Linked DNA regions of Homo sapiens: region 1 is linked to region 2. The links are chromatin contacts, found by Hi-C or POLR2A ChIA-PET in ENCODE. All regions are on one chromosome and are shown on one strand. The core of a region is the stretch at or near the end of the contact, and the rest is flanking DNA. Distances in the headings are between cores, read along the strand shown. Region 1 overlaps AUTS2 (activator of transcription and developmental regulator AUTS2). Region 2 overlaps AUTS2 (activator of transcription and developmental regulator AUTS2).

Region 1 (6,246 bases), core at 2,736-5,235, 1.1 Mb before region 2:
ACTCGCAAGGCTGGGGCAGGAGGATCACTTGAGCCCAGGAGTTCAAGGCTGCAGTAAGCTATGACCGTGCCACTGCACCACAGTCTGGGTGACAGAGTGAGACCCAGTGTCTAAATAAATAAAAGTGTCAAGGCTTAAACAGTAATAAAAAAAAAAAAAAAAAAAATAACTCCACTGAGATTTCCAGCCATAACTACTATCACTTGAAATGCCTTTACAGTTTTTCCAGTTTGATGTTTATTGATTAGACATATACCCAATTCTATAAATCTCATTTTGTGGGAGGTTACGTCTTAGTATCACATGAAATCTCCCATAAAACGAAGTAACCGAATACATCTAACACACACTGACAGCCTGCCGCCCATGGTGCTATACTGAACCTCTCCTCAAGTTTTCCCAGGCTGGAATTGCATCACCAGGATCTTCCACCCCAGACATACTTCAAACAGGTCAGGCTGGATGAGAAGCTGTGTTGTGAACAAGAGACTTCCCTTTTTTTTTTTTTTTTTTTTTTTTTTTTTGAGACGGAGTCTCGCTCTGTCACCCAGGTTGGAGTGCAGTGGCGCCATCTAGGCTCACTGCAAGCTCTGCCTCCCGGCCGGGTTCACGCCATTCTCCTGCCTCAGCTTCCCGAGTAGCTGGGACTACAGGCGCCTGCCACCACATCCGGCTAATTTTTTGTATATTTAGTAGAGATGGGGTTTCACTGTGTTAGCCAGGATGGTCTCAATCTCCTGACCTCGTGATCCACCCGCCTCAGCCTCCCAAAGTGCTGGGATTACAGGCATGAGCCACTGTGCCCGGCCTTTAACAAGAGACATTTTTAAATTCACCAAACTGAAGCCCCCGATCCTCTTTATGCTGGGCTGGTATAAGAGAAAGGGCAAAGAACAGGAGATGGCAAGAACTCACTGTCACTTACCAGTCACCAGTGTTCTCACAGGTAATAGACGGACCTGGCTAGGCTACTGTATGAATCAAATAAATCAGCAGGTGCCCTGGCACACTGTAGGCACTCAATATACGTGGGCAGCCTCCCACTCCTTTCCTGAAAAGTACCCAGTTGGGATCATCAGATTTTCGATTAATTCCAAATGGGTTGATCAGACCAAACACGATTCAGGTTTTTGCCTACTTTCTTGAATCAAGTCACTTAAGATTCTCAGGATATAACCTAAATTCCAAAGTTTGAAATCACTTTTAGGATATTATATTTTAATTCATTTTAATTCAAAGCACCCTGTGGGTCACCATGGGTAGGATAGGGGTAGAATTCAGAGAAAAGGGGAAGAGGACATCTACAACTTCAATAAAAGACAGGCAGGCAGTGGGCATGGTGGCTCATGCCTGTAAATCCCAGCACTTTGGGAGGACAGGGCAGGTGGATGGCTTGAGGTCAGGGGTTGGAGACCAGCCTGGCTAACATGGTGAAACCTCATCTCTACTAAAAATACAAAAATTAGCTGGGTGTGGTGGCATGCGCCTGTAATCCCAGCTACTTGGGAGGCCAAGGCAGGAGAATCACTAGAGTCCAGGAGGCGAAGGTTGCAGTGAGCTGAGATCATGCCACTGCTACAGGCTGGGTGACAGAGTGAGACACCATCTTAAAAAAAAAGAAAAGAAAAGAAAAGAAAAGAAAAGAAAAGAAAAAAAGACAGGCAGGATGCAGGAAGTGCCACAGGAAAGGTTCAAACCTTGGGAAGGTAGGAGGGCTTCCTGGAGAATGTGGCATTTGAACAGAGCTATGAAGGGCAGGTATGACTAAATTCACACACACTTAAGTGTGTATGACCTCATTTGACGATGTTGTTCTTGCAGTACCTTTCTAATTTTTAGATATTTTGTCCCTCCAATTGATAAACACAAACCATGTAAGAAAAGCTCAATGCACTGAAAGCATAGGTTAGATTTATTGTAAGAAAAATGCAGAGAACTGTTCAGACTTATTAATAAACTCCTGGTAGAGCACCAACTTTTTGCTCTGAAAACATGCAATTAGAAGGAGAGAATTGAGCATTTACTTTTTTCCTTGTATTATATTTGAGTGTAACCAAAGAACTCTAGTTGATGAGGGAAAGTGCCATTGTACTGAAGAATTTCAGCCAATAAATGTGGAATAATGCTAGAAAAGTCACCCTCTGCCATCTCTAATGAATTACTGCATCAGGCAAGCATCATCAATAGATGAGACCATGAGATAAAAGCTTGACGGGGAACATGCCAATGCAAGTATCAGGTTGCCACAACCTAAACTTACTGAATAATTTTGACATCACTAAAACTGGGACACCCAGACACTGTGTGTTCCCAGATGTGAGGCAACATGAGGTTCGTTGCAATGCCTATGAAGTTTTCTTGCCAGGAACTCTAACCTGAATCTAATCAAAGCTTTACGGCCAACTTCCATTTACAGGAAATACGAGGGACAGAGGAACAAGCTAAATGACACCGCAAGGACTTCCAGAATGTGGGGCAGTCTTCAGGACAGCTGACCTGGTTTCTGCAACAAGTCAATGACTTGAAAGAATGGGAAGCTGGGGAGGGTGGAGCACTCTAGATTTAAGACATGCAGTATGTGTGTCTGTTTGTATCCTGATGTGCACAGATCACGTAAAATGACCCCTTGTGGGACAATCATGGAGATGAGATCATGGATGGGTATATTCCTCAGATGACACTGAGGAATTACTGCATATTTAGTTAGTGTGATAACAACATGTGATTTTGTAAGAAATGTTCTTTTTTATAGATGTGCACTAAAGTATGTAGTCGTAAAATGATATGAAGTCTGAGACATGCTTTAAAATATTTCAGCAATAAAGAAAAAAAAGGTGGACATCGCCCTATCCAGCCTATCACCTAAAAATAATTGTGGAAAAGTCTTAATATGAATCTAGGTAATGGGTATATATGGGGGTTCATTTCTACATTTTCTATATTGAATTAGAGTTGAAAATTTTCATTTTGTAAAAAGCTCCCGATTCATGATAAAATTGAATTCACTTTCATGTGTCAATTTCATCTTACATGTAAAGATACATTTCACACCTTTGAGTGGTGTGATATTCCCTGTTGAAAATATTCCCTATTGAAAAAGGCATTTAAATTTAACCCATGTAGATCACACAGTGCTCTTAGGGGACTGGAAACATCAGTATCACCTGGTTACTTGAAATGCAAGTTCTGGAGCCCTAGCCCAGACACGCTGAATCAGAAATCACTGGAGGTGGGGCCCCGCAAGCTGTATCTTTTTTTTTTTTTTGAGACGGAGTCTTGTTCTGTCGCCCAGGCTGGAGTGCAATGGCGCGATCTCCGCTCACTGCAAGCTCTGCCTCCCGGGTTCATGCCATTCTCCTGCCTCAGCCTCCTGAGTAGCTGGGACTACAAGGCTCCCGCCACCACGCCCGGCTAATTTCTTTGTATTTTTAGTAGAAACGGGGTTTCACCATGTTAGCCAGGATGGTCTCAATCTCCTGACCTCGTGATCCGCCTGCCTCGGCCTCCCAAAGTGCTGGGATTACAGGCGTGAGCCACCACGCCCGGCCGGCAAGCTGTATCTTAACAAGTCCTCTAGCTAATTTTGATGCAGGCTAAAGTTTGAGAACCACTACTTTAACACAACTAGTTTTGGAAGATGCCTATTCTTGAAGGACAACTGAAAAAGCTTTACTATTTAGGTAACTTACTTAAACTTCTTAAGAGTTTTACATTTTTTGGGAAAACTCAATTTACATGTTAATTTTATGGCCTTAAAACTCTAATATTCAATACAGAAGAAAAAAAGATTTCAAAACACTTCTGCCCATTGTTCTACAATCCTGGATAAAGCAGTTTAAAACAGAATTAACACAGTACTTTGTTTACAAAATAGTTAGTGGTAATCACGGCACATTTGCCCAGTATGTGTGTGTGTTGTGTGCTGTGATAGCCCTTCACACAGATGGCAGGCCGGCATTGGTGATGCAGCACCTGCCAAGAAGGAACTCGATGGAACAGTTTGTCTTTCAGAAGCGGTTGAGCAAGTTAGCTCAGCTGGTTACAGCATAACATTGGCCCAAGGTCATGGTTTCAAACTCTATTCAGATGAGCAGAGCCCTAGGTACAGGCCTAGCATCTGTCAGAACCACGCTAAACATGAGTAGGCCTGTTCACAAGGCTATAGAGAGTGGAAGGATTGGAAATGGTAGGTGCAGGGGCACTTTGAACAGATCAGGTGAAGTTGATATTTACAAACAAACAAACCAACCCAGGAGGCTGAAGCAGGAGAACTGCCTGAGCCCAGGATATGGAGGCTGCAGTGAGCTGAGATCGTGACACTGCACTCCAGCCTGGCCGACAGATTGAGACTCTGTCCCCTCCAAAAAAAAGGCTGCCCAACTACGAACCTAGACCTATTCCCTGTGCAATAGAGTATGATTTCACCCAGTGACTCTGTGGATCGTCTGAGCATTTACAAAACCTCACTGCCAAAATGTTCTTCCTCGTTTTTTCTGGACCACAGTCGTCTGCATTAGAACTACCTGGAAGGCTTGTGAAAACAGAGTTGTGACTCTACCCCAGAGTTTCCAATTCTGTAGGTTTGGGGTGGGGCAGAGATTCTGCATGGCTAACAACCACTCAGAGGATGCAGATATTGCTGATGGAGACTTTGAGAACCACCGGTCTAGACCCAATTCTGCACTTAATTTCATCTAACCCATTCCTTTTCATGGTGAGTTCCTTATCAGCAGAAACCTTGCCTTTTCCATCCTCTATAAAACTAAGCATTGCGACCGGAAAGCTAATCCCTGACATATCAAGATGTGGAGGACACTGGGCGTGGTGGCTCATGCCTGTAATCCTAGCACTTTGGGAGGCTGAGGTGGGCGGTTCATTTTGAGCTCAGGAGTTCGAGCCCAGCCTGGGCAATGTGGTGAAACCCTGTCTCTGCAAAAAAAAAAAAAAAAAAAAAAAAAAAAAAAAAAGTGAGCCAGGCATGGTGGCTTGTGCCTGTAAGTCCTAGCCTACTTGGGAGGCTGAGGCTGGAGGATAACTTGAGCCAGAAAGTGGAGGTTGCAGCGAGCCGAGATTGCACCACTGCACTCCAGCCTGGGCGACAGAGTGAGACCCTGTCTCAAAAAAAAAAGGAAAGAAAAAGAAGAAAAGATGTGGAGGGAACAGAGTGAAAATGCAAACATCCTTTAAGCATGTTGGGTTGTATTTCTGTAGCCCTCTCTCAGATGAACTCCAAAGAGGTAACAGAGAAGATGTGTGGGGAGTGAGTAAAGGGGCATGGAAAGAGACTGTGTTTTTAGGCTAGTTTTCGCCAGGGTCACCGGTACTTGGGACCCCTCTCCGAAGTCTGGCCCCACCTACTGCCAAACACAGCCTCCTGCGTGGCTCCCGCCCTCCCCCTTCTAGGATGTCAGTTGTTCACCTGTATGGAAATGACAGCCGCTTGTCATGGTCTACATGAGAGGCCTCACTTGCAGCAGTAACTAGCATGCCATTTCCAAAGCTGTCATTCTCTGGTGTCAGCACAACCCACTGTTCAAAGATTTGCTCTGACATGAACCAGGCAGCGCTGTGACTGTTACTGCCGTGGACTCTTCTGTGCTCCGACACTGATGGCAGCTGCTCGGCGCCCAGGGTTTGTTTCACCCAATTATTTGTTTGTCACTTGGAAGCCCAGGATGTCGAGCAGGTATTGTGGAGGTATTTTTGGCCTGATGCACAGGCAGAAAGCATAATGAGGCCCTCAGGTGAAGGTCTATTTTGTCAGTTAGGTGCTAGGATGATGTGCAGCCCCAGAAGCAATTAGGATATTTGAATAAGATAAGATACCTGGCAGGATGCTGAGAGGGCTCGGAAAGTCAGACTTAACTTTTAAAATGCCAAAAAAACCCTCAGAGTAGGCAGTTTTCAAGTTTATCCTGGAGCTAATACAGAAGGTGGAGGTGTAAAGCTGTCTTCCCTCAACCTGGAGGGCCCTGAGAAGGAAAGAAGGCACAAATCAGGCATGAGCCTGACCCGAAGGTGTGCTCTGGGGGGGTGAGGCCCTGGCCACACAGGGGTAACAGGTTGTAACTGGGTCATGTGGTCAAATAACAGTTACTCCTGGGAGGCAAGACCAGCGGGGAAATGGCAAGTCACCCTTTACCAGTTATTCTCAAGCTGCCTCTTTACAACCGGAGTTCCTCTTCCCATGGGGGTAGAAATCAAACTGATTTGATGTCTAACATCTTGGGAAGAGGTCATTATACA
Region 2 (6,044 bases), core at 3,299-5,798:
TTCTTCCTGAATACTCCAATGCCCTCCAACTCCCCTGTTTACATTTGTGGCACTGGTCATTTTAAAGACACTGTCTCAAAACAAAAGCCAGATTTCAAGGTCACCAAACATCTGCCAGTTGCTGGTTTATTTTGTTTTACCTAAGTATCTTAAAAATAAACTTTACCTATATCTCATCTGTCCTCCTTGAAGCATATTCCTTAACAGTCAATGGAAGTGGATATGTGAATAGCAAAAGCATAATAATTTAATTCACTAAACAATTTCATAGTGGTTCTCAAAGGCCACATTGTTTACATTTGGTAATTGCTATCATTCTCTGCAGTATTTACTTTTTAAACCACATATTTATTATTTTTTTAAATGAATTTCCCTGGTAATGAACCAAAGAGCCTACAAAGATACTGATGTCTATAAGAAATAATGCATTATATAGTATCAGACAGTAGTTTGCTCATGAATATCTCCAGATTTGACTTCTCTTTCATCACAAAGAATGGCTTTAGCAAACAAAGAAAGAGATGAAGACATGAAGAGTCATGCCATTTCTTTACTGTGTGTCTTAGTCAGTTTAACCTCTCTGTGCCTCTTGGTGTCTCTGCATCCCATATAGTAGGTTCAGAACCTAGAAAAGTAATAAGGATTAACTCTTTATAAAGTTTCTCAGAAGAGAAATAGTATATAATTGTCTAGCTCTAATAAACGAACCACTACCTCTAAAACTTAAACCTAAGGTTACAAATGAATAACAAGAGAAATAGATTGGTCAGTCATTCATCTAACTTTCACTGAACACTTTTAGGATCAGAATAACTCTATTTGTAAACTCAGATTTATATTTGAAATAATTCAAACAATAAGCATTTACACTATATGCCTGCTATATAATAGGAAAGGGATCAACAAACTACTTCTGTGAAGTGCCAGATAGCAAATATTTTAGGCTATTCAGGCCATATGGTTTCTGCTGCAACTACTCAATTCTGCTGTTGTAGTGCAAAATGATGCCAAAGGCAATAACGTAAATGAATGAGCATGGCTGTATTCCAATAAAACTTTATTTATGAACACTGAAATTCAAATTCCACATAATTTTCACGTGGCATGAAATATATATCCTTTGATTTGTTTTCAATCATTTAAAAAGGCAAAAACTGTTCTTAGCTCATGACCGCATAAAAACAGGTAGTGGCCTGGTTTGGCCTGTGGACCAAACTTTGCCAATCCCTGTACCTGGCCCAGGTGCCAAGCATTTGAGCAACATCAAGAATAATTATACAATTTCCCTGCTTTTTAAGACAAAAGGGAAGGTAAACCAACAATTACAGAACAATGTGATAAATGCTAAGAAGAGAAGTATGCCCACTGTTACAGGAGCCAGAGATGGAGCAATTAAGGAAATTTCTCCTTAATTTCTAATGAGGTCTTGATATAAACAAACTAATGCAATTCTAGTTTGACTTTTCTATAATAAATTGTTAGAAGTTACCTTTATAAACAAAGTTTGACTTTAAAAAAAAAATCCTTCACCACCCACATCTGCTCAGGCTTTATCAGAACGCACCTGGGTGTGTTCTGAAACATCCTTTTTAATTATCATTCCAGGCCAGGACCTCCGGCAAAATCCATTCTCCACTGATCTGCCAGGAAGCAAGCACAACCCAGGTGGTAGCTGACTGCGACTCTTAAGGGCAAGTCCACAGGTCTCACCTGTTTATTTCGCCCTAGTGCTTTAGCTGCCATAGGTAATAATTTTCAAGTACTCTGGGATAGGAAAAAAATCAAACAGGTTTTTTCCCCTAAGTGAAAGGTCAATGGAATATCAGCTTGGCCAGAGTCTCAAATATTTGCCTGCACCTCGCTGGTTCTGCCTAATCAAATCAGGTTTATTAGAGGGTCACCTCTAATCAGCACTAGGTTTTATCTGCATTTGGAGATGCTTAGGCAGATTTATCTTAACTACCTCAGAACAAACTAAGCTTGGGTCTTGAGACTTAATTGTCACAACTGTCTGCCCGGATGTTTTGTTCTGAGGGGAAAGCTGAAGGAGCCGGGAGCCAAGCTGACATCATCAGCTGTGTATTTAATTAAAGCAAGATGAACGGCAGGCAGCCTGGGAAGGACAGTGGGTCAGTCTTCCTGTCCCGATCCAGAAAGGCTGCACGACTCATGGAAATCTAACAGACTTAGATCCTCCCATTCATCTGGCAAAAGGACTATCTTTCCTGAAGTCCAGGAAGGTGAACACCAGTGTGAGCCTTTGACTTCTCCATGAGCCCTGAATGTCACATGAAAGGAGAATCAGCAACTATCACCTCCTAAAAGCCAACAGGACACAGACCCTTTAAAATAAAATAAAATCCAAAATAACTACATATGCCCACAGAAGCCACATGTTGGGCTTGTGATCCAACATCAAATTCACATATTCAAGCAAGTTCTGCCACTTGAAAATACAGAGAGAATAAACTGAACCCAAGATCTGGGTGGTTCTTTTCTTGGTCATTTTCCTCTCCCAGAAGCCAGTCTCTTCAATGTCAGGGAGGAGCAAGGCTACATCTCATTCAGCTTTTTATTCCCATGCTATGTTGGGTGATTAAATCAAAAAACAGGATACATTATCTGGCCAACATGCCCTATGTTCTTTTTTGTAAAATAAAAGGAATGATAGATAAAACCCAATAGTCTGAAAGAGAAAAAAAAAGTAAGCAAATTAAACAATTTTGAAATGTGAGCAAAATTAGCAAATCTTCTATTTGTATCAAGTTTTTCCCCAACAGAGAGACTGTTAACCTAGCACTCCAAGGAGCATCAGGAACCTGAGCCTCTGTGGTAATACCACTCGAGAATTCACTTCACTCTGGTGGCAAGCTTATATTTCCCAAGAGGCCTTTCCAGGAGATCTAGGGGTCAGCTGCGTCAAGATTCCTAATGGCTGTGAAATGAAGCTATGTCACTGTTGTGGTCACCACACACTGGGGAAGGGGCAGAGGGGCCATTTGCCAACAGGCCCCAAGAAAATTATTAAATAATCCCATCTGCCAAGATAGCTGGAGGCAGGGAAATGAGATCCAGAAGAGAAAGGGGACATACAGTGAAAAGAAGAAATTTGTCCTGCCACCACCTCATCACTATCTTAATTTTCAATTCTTGACAACGATGAGCATATGACATCAGCAGCATTGCTAAGGCTTTGCCTGGGATATAAGGTTTCTGTCCCCATGCCTCTTCTCCTCTGCCCCATACAACTTGTGGGCCTAGCAGGGCTGACTGCAATAGTACAACAGCCCAGAGGGTGACTGAAACATTGAAATTGTTCCCGAAAGGCTAGTAACAAGCTACTGCCCAGGACCCTTCTCCTAAACAGGTCCCCAGGAAGGCACGGCCCTCCCCTGAGACACTCCCCCAACTTCCTGACCCAGTAGGGAGCCTTCATATATTCTCAATATCACATCTCAAGCCAACTATCCCACCACTAGACAGAGAAGCTCATCTCTGGGTGGGGCCAAGAGGGGACTCCACTTCCCTTCCCCCAAATTACCCTTCCCACACCCTCAGTGTTTCTCAAACTTTAAAGTCCATCAGAATCACCTGGAGGACTTGTAAAAACAAATTACTGTGCCCCGCACTGCCAGAATTTCTGGTTCAGTAGGTCTGGGGTGGGCCCCACCAATCTGCAATTCTAACCGTTCCCAGATGACGCTGACACTTCTGGACTGGGGACCATAATTTGAGAACCACTGCAGTAAATTAAAAACAACAACAACAACAACAACAAAAAACTAGAAAGTCAGGTAATTGTTTTCAGTTTTTAAAAAATATGACAGGCCCCAAATTAATACAGAGCCTAGAGCTTTTTATATCCACAAAACAGCTGCCAAAATCCTGAAGTGTTTGCTTTGCTGTATAAGCGGCCGGTTGTGATTTTGCACTCAGCCACAATGCAAGATTGTAGATTTTTTTTTCATTAACTGGAGGATTTGCTTCATGTCTGTATTATTGTTTTACAGTTTCTAATTACTAGGCTGTGAAGTGCCAAATGGTCAACAAGCTTCCCTATTGTTATTCAGGTGCATCAACTGATGCTGGTGCTGAAGAGTGCCTTGTTTTATGGGGCTGCTGGGCGACACACTTGCTGCCTGTGGATACTCATGTATTGCTAAGACAGGAGCACAAATTAACCACAGAAACACAACCTCTACCAATTAACTAATCTTTACAAAGCAAGAGCACTTATAGCCTTATTTCCTTGTCAGGAGCCCTATTATTTGACCACACAGTCAAGAGGGACTACAGCTAAAGAAGCCCACCTCTAAACATTTTTCTTTCTGGTTCTTTAAAACACACAGTTGCCATCATCAAAGACCACCCAGAACACCCCACTTAGTTCATTGAAAATATAAAGACAGTAAGTGCTTAGGTTGATGTAAAAGGGTAGATATCTCAAACAGGAAAACCGTCACAAGTCCAGCTATCCTGGCAGTGACCTCGAAAACCTTTCCCTGAGTAGTTGGACAAGAGCCCTGGAACTGGGCTGCCTAGTTTGAATCTTGATTGCATCACTCATTTCAGCTGTGTACATAATGGCATGTTATTGAACCTCCCTGAGCATCAACTTCCTCATCTGCAAATTGAAGACAGACAATGACAGTACATAAACTTTACTGGGCTGGCCTGAATATTTTAAGAGATAATCTGTGTGAAGTGTTTGTCACAGTGCTGGGCACATGTTAAGTACTCAATAAGGTTTAGGCATTATTACTGCTCCCTGTGAAGGTCTGGGGCAGGATATGAAAGGGCCTGTGCTCTCCTTCCCCTTGGAGATGTCAGCAAAGCATGGCGAGGAGAGCAGCTTCTCCTCTGTCCCAAAGGGAAGCAGAAGATTAGGAGCTAGATCAAGCAAGACTGGGGGCTGCAGGTGTAGGAAGTGAATCAAGATGACTTCAAAAGAGAGAATAAAAAGTGGGCTTATGAAGAATTGGTGGACTCTTCCTGGCAAATTGGGCAAGAAAAGCAGAGATGGTGACAGGAAGAAAAAGCAAGCATAGCTGTCCACTGGCTGGTTAAGAGCAGCTCTCAAAGGTCGCCAGACCAACATCCCGTCTTATGATTCCAAAGCATCTGAGAACTATTAGCACAGAATACAGAAGTTTTATAAATTTCCCCTAACTGATCCAATTTTTCCCCTCATTCAAATTCCCTCCCCAACCTCTGCCCATCTGGATCTGCCTCAGCAGAAATGGATACTAAGTAGAGACAGAGAGAAGTAAGGAGGTCTCTTCATAGAGTGGAAACAACAGGCCCAGAAGAACAAAGCTGGGCTGATGCAGAGGAGGTGGCAGGCAGGGTGAGCCTCAGGTCAGAGAGGACATAGAAGTAAAGGACACAAGTACAAAATGAGCACACATTCTTCCAGCAGCTGCTTCCTAACAAAGGTAACCCTGAAAAGTAGGTAATCGTGAATCAATAAAAGCAAAAAACGGGTTATTTCTCCTCAAGGAGCATGAAAAAAAAAAAAAACCAAACCCACCACCATTATGTGGGCACATGCATGCACATACAGAGAATTAAAGTAATTCTTAGTACACTTAGAGAAAATTACATTTCTTGCTTCAGGTGTGTGTACTCTGCTACGCTCTGAAACTCATGAGTGAGAAGTGTTCTCTCAATGACCCTAGCTCTTGAAAATACAAGTGCTATACAGGAAGAGAACACTGTACACTTGATACAGGAGTGCTGGAGAGAGATACTATCTTCATCCAATGGGCTAGTTGCACTTTTCTTCCTAAAAGCAAATCAAAACCATTAATCAATCATAAAACTGTTCTTCAGGCTCCATAATCTGGCCCACACCTGAAATTTCTCTTTAGTCTTTGGGGACAGGACACAGATGCAGAGCTGCCCCATTAGAAAAGTTAAATAAGGAACCTAACTCACTTCTTGGCCTGAGAAGAGTAACAGGCAGAGCCCAGGTGGGACAATAAATGAAGAGCCAGCAAGCCCACATGAAGAAGGAAGTCCCCACTCCACAACAGCACTGGAAG

What was found. A loop is a pair of places that touch in the nucleus more often than their neighbours do. ChIA-PET counts read pairs that join two places held with the same protein, here RNA polymerase II (POLR2A). Pooled maps may share reads with other maps.
Region 1: a map of HepG2 shows a loop between it and region 2 (8-fold over the local background). The contact joins two enhancer-like sites. A Hi-C loop is called at or near these places in 1 of 168 maps with a recorded cell type or tissue (HepG2) and 1 of 50 pooled maps. POLR2A ChIA-PET finds 5 or more read pairs at or near these places in 1 of 52 experiments (WTC11).

The regions. Positions count from the first base shown.
Region 1 is chr7:70,710,915-70,717,160 of GRCh38, reverse strand. All of the region lies in intron 6 of AUTS2 (activator of transcription and developmental regulator AUTS2), which reads right to left. Among named protein-coding and RNA genes, the nearest start is that of GALNT17, 420 kb to the left of the region's middle. RefSeq lists enhancers at 611-770, 5,615-6,137. Within about 2 kb of position 3,985, at least 5 of the 41 ENCODE cell types and tissues checked have a DNase peak (open chromatin) inside an H3K27ac peak, as active enhancers do.
Region 2 is chr7:69,653,120-69,659,163 of GRCh38, reverse strand. The region is part of intron 1 of AUTS2 (activator of transcription and developmental regulator AUTS2); the gene reads right to left. Among named protein-coding and RNA genes, the nearest start is that of AUTS2, 58 kb to the right of the region's middle. Within about 2 kb of position 4,548, at least 6 of the 41 ENCODE cell types and tissues checked have a DNase peak (open chromatin) inside an H3K27ac peak, as active enhancers do.